2 separate regions of the Homo sapiens genome follow, and region 1 is linked to region 2. The links are chromatin loops, found by intact Hi-C in ENCODE. Cell type or tissue: CD14-positive monocyte. All regions are shown on one strand. Each heading gives the region's core, and the rest is flanking DNA. Links, peaks and the distances in the headings are about the cores only. Region 1 has its middle 39 kb from the start of NFKBIA. Region 2 overlaps PRORP-PSMA6 (PRORP-PSMA6 readthrough).

Region 1 (2,910 bases), core at 287-2,786, 80 kb after region 2:
GAGACCATCCTGGCCAACATGGTGAAACCCTGTCTCTACTAAAAATACAAAAATTAGCTGGGTGTGGAGACAGATGCCTAAAATCCCAGCTACAGATTCTGTCTCCAGAAAAAAAAAAAAAAAAAAAGCCAGGTATGATGGCGCACCACCATAGTCCTAGCTACTCAGAAGGCTGAGGCACAAGAGTCGTTTGAACTCTGGAGGCAGAGGTTGCAATGAGCCAAGATCGCACCACTGCACTCCAGCCTGGATGACAGAGCAAGACTCTGTCTCAAAAAATAAATGAATAAAGATTAAAAAGAAATAAAAAACTATTTTGAGCCAGGCATAGTGGCTCATGCCTGTAATCCCAGCACTTTGGGAGGCTGAGGTGGGAGGATCACTTGAAGCCAAGAGTTCGAGACCATCCTGGGCAACATAGTGAGACTCTGTCTCAATAAATAAAAAAATAAATAAATAAATGAAACTCCTTTGAGGATCTCAACCAACATGAGCTGTTTGTAATTCCAGAAATAGCCCGGACACTGAGTGGCCCTACCCCCTCAAAGGATTCCAGGACAGCTCCCACCTTCTTAGAGGGATGTGGAGGGAGAGCCGGCCCTGGGCATGTGACTTCTGTGCCCTCAGCCGCTGTTGGCTCACTCTGAGGAGGTCCAGCCTCCCTCCCATGGGTCACACAAGCATCTCTCCTCTTCCCCGAGGAGCAAGAACACAGGGAACGTCTACATCGAAAGGAGGAGCTTTAGGGTTTTGTGCCAGCTTCACTTCATTTCTTCTGCTGTTGGTTCATTCATCTAACAGAATTTATTGAAGTCCTAAGGGGTGGGGACACAGAACTGAACTCTCCTGGTCCTGGCCCTGAGGGGCCCCTGCCTGGACGGCTTGAACCCGGGAGGGCCAGGCCCACCTCCCGTGGGGCCCGTTTTCCCCTCTGGGAGGTGGGCAGCCTCACTCAGAAAAGTGCTTGTAGAGCAGTTTCACCCCTTTGTGAATGAGCTTCGGCAAGCACAGGGGTGAGTCACGGCCTTGGTGACACAGAACACATGACTTCGAATTGCCCAGAAGTATGACTGGTGCCCTGGCCTGTGCTTCCCCACCCTGAGGGGGAGGCCACTGTCAGCTCAGAACAAGGGATCCAAAGATGACCTTTCTTGTTTTCCAAAGACCTGCTGTCAGCTGAGGCCTTTCAAGGCCCTGTATATCCATGGTGAATTCCTGGAAGGCAGCTTGAAGTAACCACTGAATGGGTTTGGTTTCTTTTTTTTTTTAATTATCTAAGCAAAGCACCTTTCTCCAAAAAGAGCAAATTCACTTGTGGGTCACTTCCTGTGGGAAGATGGAAAATGTTCTTACTTGGGAGTAGATGGGGAGAGCAGGCCCAGCTCCAATAGCTTGCTGGTGCCACTGAGATTCTTGAGCCTGGAGGATCCTGGCTGACTTGCTCCAGACCTGGCGGAGGGTCTGTCTCAGTCACGGTTCTCCCCAGCGATGACCGAGAACTGGTCCCAGTTCCTGACATGCTGTGGGTCCAGTGTGACCCACAATCTGCCTGGCCCATCCCCTCGGCGGGCGCACCTCTCCTAGTGTAGGATGAAGCATAAATGGCAGAAACCAGCAGGCGCCGCTTCTGTGTCCACCGAGTCAGCTGGGATCCATGCAGCTGGTGGCTTGTCGGTGGCAGGCCAAGGCCTGAGTCATGTCCCCGTCACAGCCTTCAGTGGAGGGCTGACCCACAGAGGAAATTACACAGCACTCTGTGGCCCATGATGGAGTCAGGGGCTTTTCCAAGGGCATCAACTGGGAAGGCAGAAAGAAGTCATCACCCACGCTGGAGTCTAAGGCTTGGGGACCCCCACTTACTCCAGGGGAGAAGGCCTGGTGACCTCGGGGACAGCGAGGCCTGTGCAAACCTCTTCCACAGCCCTCCACTGGCCAGCAGGGTGCCCACAGTCCCGACCCCTCTGTGACAGCGCTGCATGCTCACCGAGCCAGCCTTGCCCCACATGGTTCCTTGGGCTGCAGCCAGAAGTCCATCCGCAGCCTTTTACCCAGATCCACACCAGCCCCAACCCTCAGTCAGAAAACACAGCACCTCCAATGGAGCCAGAGGCCACCCCTCTCAGATAGCTGTGTGACTCTGGCAACTAAATTCAACTCTGTGGGCATCAGTCTCTTCATCTGTAAAATGGGTCTTGAACACGGGGCTTCAGTCTCTTCATCTATAAAATGGGTCTTGAACACCTACCTGACCAACTTGTGGTGAAGATGAAATGAAACTATGCAAAGGCCTGGCATAGAGCCGGCACACAGTGGGTTCTCTGTACATGGTCCTCGCTCTCAGCCTGCTCTGTTGCAAAATCCAGGTTGGCACTACCCCCCAGGGCTCAGCCCTCAGCGTTATCCCTTTCCTTCCCCATACCCAGTCTCCCAACCCTTCGTGCAAGTGTGTGGTGGAGGAGACCGAAGCTCCACATCCAAATGGAGGGGTTGACTCCTCTGTAGTGAGGGGTCAGCCTAGCTTGAGTCACTGGGAGACTGTCTTCCAGCCTCCCCTTGCCCACCCCAGACCTGACATCCCAGGGCCACCCTGCAGGGAGCCTGAGGTGGAGGGGCCTGGCTACCTGTCTGCAAATGTGGAGCCGGGGGAGGTTGGTTGGCAGAAAGGAGGGAGAAGTGACGAGGCGCCCCAGGCCCTGTGCCTGGAGTCAGAAGGGCCAGCTCTGGGAGAACCTTCACCCTCGTGGAGACTTTGCCTCAGAATGTTTGCCTGGAACCCAGCCCACCAGGGCTGACACCTGAGGCTGAGGCTGCCCTGTCATGCCCCTTCCACACCAGGGGCTCTGTGCTGGGATTGCTGTGGCCAGTTACGGGGAGGCCTGCAAGTTTGGGCAGCCGAGGTCATGCCTCTCA
Region 2 (2,910 bases), core at 137-2,636:
CCTAACATTGCTCTTAACACACCTGTTAAGAGTTCTCCCTGTTCTAAGCTGAGCTTGGACATGCATCTTCCAACAGGTAGTCTTACATTCCCTTTGGCCCGTGAGCATATAAGGTCATTTTCTCATCTGTGCTGCTCTGTTACACATTTCCTTGTGTATTACGGACTACCTCATGTTAGCTTTGCTTTCATTCATGTTTCATCTCCATGGAACTCTGGTGGGGACGCTGTCGGGTTCATCTGTGTGTCTCCCAGAGCAGCTAGCCCAGCTTCTTGCCCAAAGAGGGAGCTCAGTAAATGTTGAATTACTTTGGAGAATTTGTTTGAAAATATCTTCCTGATTTTTACCTCTAATGCCTACTTCTCCTTTAAGTGAATACCCCTCTTGCTCCTTGGTCTTTTGTGTGTGAGCTGGCTAAGTGGGAACTTAATCTGTGGTGTCTGATGCCTCACTGATCCTCAAAAAAACAGTAACTTCTCAGTGCCATCCTCTATAATCATATGATATCTTCAGTGAATTAAAGGTTTATTCATTAGACATCTACTCTGTACTTGGTACTGTGGTAACTGGGATAAAACTTGCTATGTACTTGTAAGACATCATCCCAGAGTTTTTAATCTTTGGAATGTTTCAGTGCCTAAATCTGCTGTCTGTGGTTGATTTTTGGAACTTGCCTTTGTTTCACCATTATGGATGAAATACATTTAGAGTGAAGTTTGAGGATCTCAGCTGAGGTTCATCAAGTCATTCAAAAGCAAGTAGAAAATAAAACTGGAGTCAGGTGCGATGACTGTAATCCCAGCACTTTGGGAGGCCGAGGCAGGAGGATCACTTAAGCCCAGGAGTTCAAGACCAGCCTGGGCAATATAGTGAGACATTATCTCTACAAAAAACTTAAAAATCAGCCAAGCATGGTGGTGCATGCCTGTAGTCCCAGCTACTTGGGAGGCTGAAGTGGGAGGATCGCCTGGGAGGCAGAGGTTGCAGTGAGCCAAGATCGTGCCACTGCACTCTAGCCAGAGTGACAGAGCAAAACTCTATCTCAAAAAAAACAAAAAACAAAAAAAAAAACCGTAGCACACTCTTGCTTTTCTATCAATAACTGGACTCTCAAGAACTGGTTTCTAAATTAGTGACTGAAAATATTGGTCAAAATGATCAGAAACCTCATTCATTTGCATTTTCTCTCTCCCTCTCTCCAATTACCCTCAAGAGAATTTGGTTCATTCTGAGCATCACAGATGACTTAATTTTGTGGTAAGAAAATAGGAATTAGAGTCAGCCAATTAGGAAACCTCAAGGAAGAGGAAGTGTCTCTAGGCTAAAGGGAAGGCTGTTGAGTCTTATTTCCTCTCTGTTCTTGACTCACTTTCTTAGTGACTGGCCAATCTCTGCACCTCCCTTTCCCCACCTTCAGGGAGCTGAGGGTGGGGGTGGGGAATAGAGTGAATAAAGTCTAAATAAAGTTCATAAAGATCCCAAGATGTAGGGAGGTACCATGAAATAATTGATCTTGCAGTTCCATCCCCCATCAACATTCATGGGTGAAGGCTGCATGTGTGTGTGACACGATAGGTAAGAATTAGCTGCTTTCCAAATTAAGACAGAGTGAGTTTCACTTCTGAATAATAGCAGTGTGCAGTGCAGGCCCATGCAGTACCTATTTGGTTTCATTCTTTACTAGGGATAGATCAAAGCGAAATAGCCAACAATTCAGGCCTTATTCATCAGTGCGCCCCCTCCTTTCACAAAGAAGCTGAGTTCCAGTCAAATAGTAGGTGGCTTAATTTCACCGTAGTGGACTTCTATGCCTTTTAAAGTGGGTACAGCATACTCACCTGTTTGAGAGAAGAAGAAACTGAGATTATGGTCACCAAGTAATCTGTGGCAAGGCTCAGATTCAAACCCAGTGCTGCTGACACTCAGAGCAGAACCTGACCATTTTCAAAGTTCACAATATGACCGTTCGCTTCTCCCACCCTTCCCCATCTTATTTTTCACTGGAACATTTGCTGTTCTCTCAAGCTATGAAGGGCTTCCTGTGTTAACATGCCTAAGGGGAAGCTGTATGTTAAAAACCACCAACGGTTAAGCCCAAGCCAGCTGGGGTCTTCCGTTGTTTCTTCCAGTATTGTGGGGAGACCCATGAGAATTCTCAGTGTTTTTCAAAGTCCTTGGCTTCCAGAAACAAGAAGCTGAGCATCGGGTTTTCATTTAAGACAGAGCTTGGAAAAACAAGAAATATCAAAAGCCGTAAGAGGATAATACTGAAGTTATTATAGCTAAAAAACAAGGGTGAACTGAAAAGCTAAAGGTTTTGGCTCTATAGAGGGGTTCATGTATAGTTGTATTTAAATGTCCTTTGGGTTGAAGTGATACAAGTTTATTCCCTCTCAAACCAAAGGACAGCATTTATTCTGGGGAATGGCTGAGATAATCCAGGCCCAGAACCACACTGACTGGTTAGTAAGGGGATGGCACAGAAGGGAAATGATAGTTGTGTGACTTCTATGTTGCTAAACACTGTATTGCATCCACCATTGGTTCCAGAGGGTAGAAGAACCACACTAGATGTTACAGACAAGGGGGCAGAGGAGGGTTGCTTTATTGGAATCTGGGGTTTGAAGGGCTTATGAGAAGCATAACCTCATGTAAGTTGCCTCATGTAAGTCACAGAAGTCACACCCCAAACCACATTTGGTGCTCCATTTGTCCGTTTCCTTTACCCATAAATTATAGAACTAGAGTAGAGAAAGTACCCTTTTCTCCTCCTCCAACACTCATCCAGAATGACTGAAGTCCTAGGTAGCCAACCATAGCTACTGGGGTGCAAGAAGAACTGAAGGATCTGAGAAAGACAAAAAAGGGAAAGATACAGAGCCAGGTTCTTGTCCTCAGGGAGGAAGCTCT

Evidence for each region. Hi-C counts contacts between places; a loop is a spot of excess contacts. Peaks named below come from ENCODE experiments on the same cell type or tissue, not always from the same donor. Only the 100,000 strongest peaks of a DNase experiment are listed, where the experiment ranks them.
Region 1: it touches region 2 in a loop (2.0-fold over the local background); 3 of 110 quality-filtered maps call a loop at or near these places.

What each region holds. Positions count from the first base shown.
Region 1 is chr14:35,364,633-35,367,542 of GRCh38, forward strand. No RefSeq gene overlaps it. Among named protein-coding and RNA genes, the nearest start is that of NFKBIA, 39 kb to the right of the region's middle. RefSeq lists an enhancer at 2,695-2,910. In CD14-positive monocyte, for the core only: a CTCF peak has its summit at 1,591; DNase peaks (open chromatin) are centred at 1,059, 1,729 and 2,429; H3K27ac peaks cover 2,500 bases.
Region 2 is chr14:35,284,296-35,287,205 of GRCh38, forward strand. All of the region lies in intron 9 of PRORP-PSMA6 (PRORP-PSMA6 readthrough), which reads left to right. It also overlaps a transcript of PSMA6 not described here. Among named protein-coding and RNA genes, the nearest start is that of PSMA6, 6.6 kb to the right of the region's middle. RefSeq lists enhancers at 1,451-1,550, 2,408-2,517. In CD14-positive monocyte, for the core only: no CTCF peak of the experiment used is centred there; DNase peaks (open chromatin) are centred at 416, 1,326 and 2,516; H3K4me3 peaks cover 2,221 bases; H3K27ac peaks cover 2,500 bases.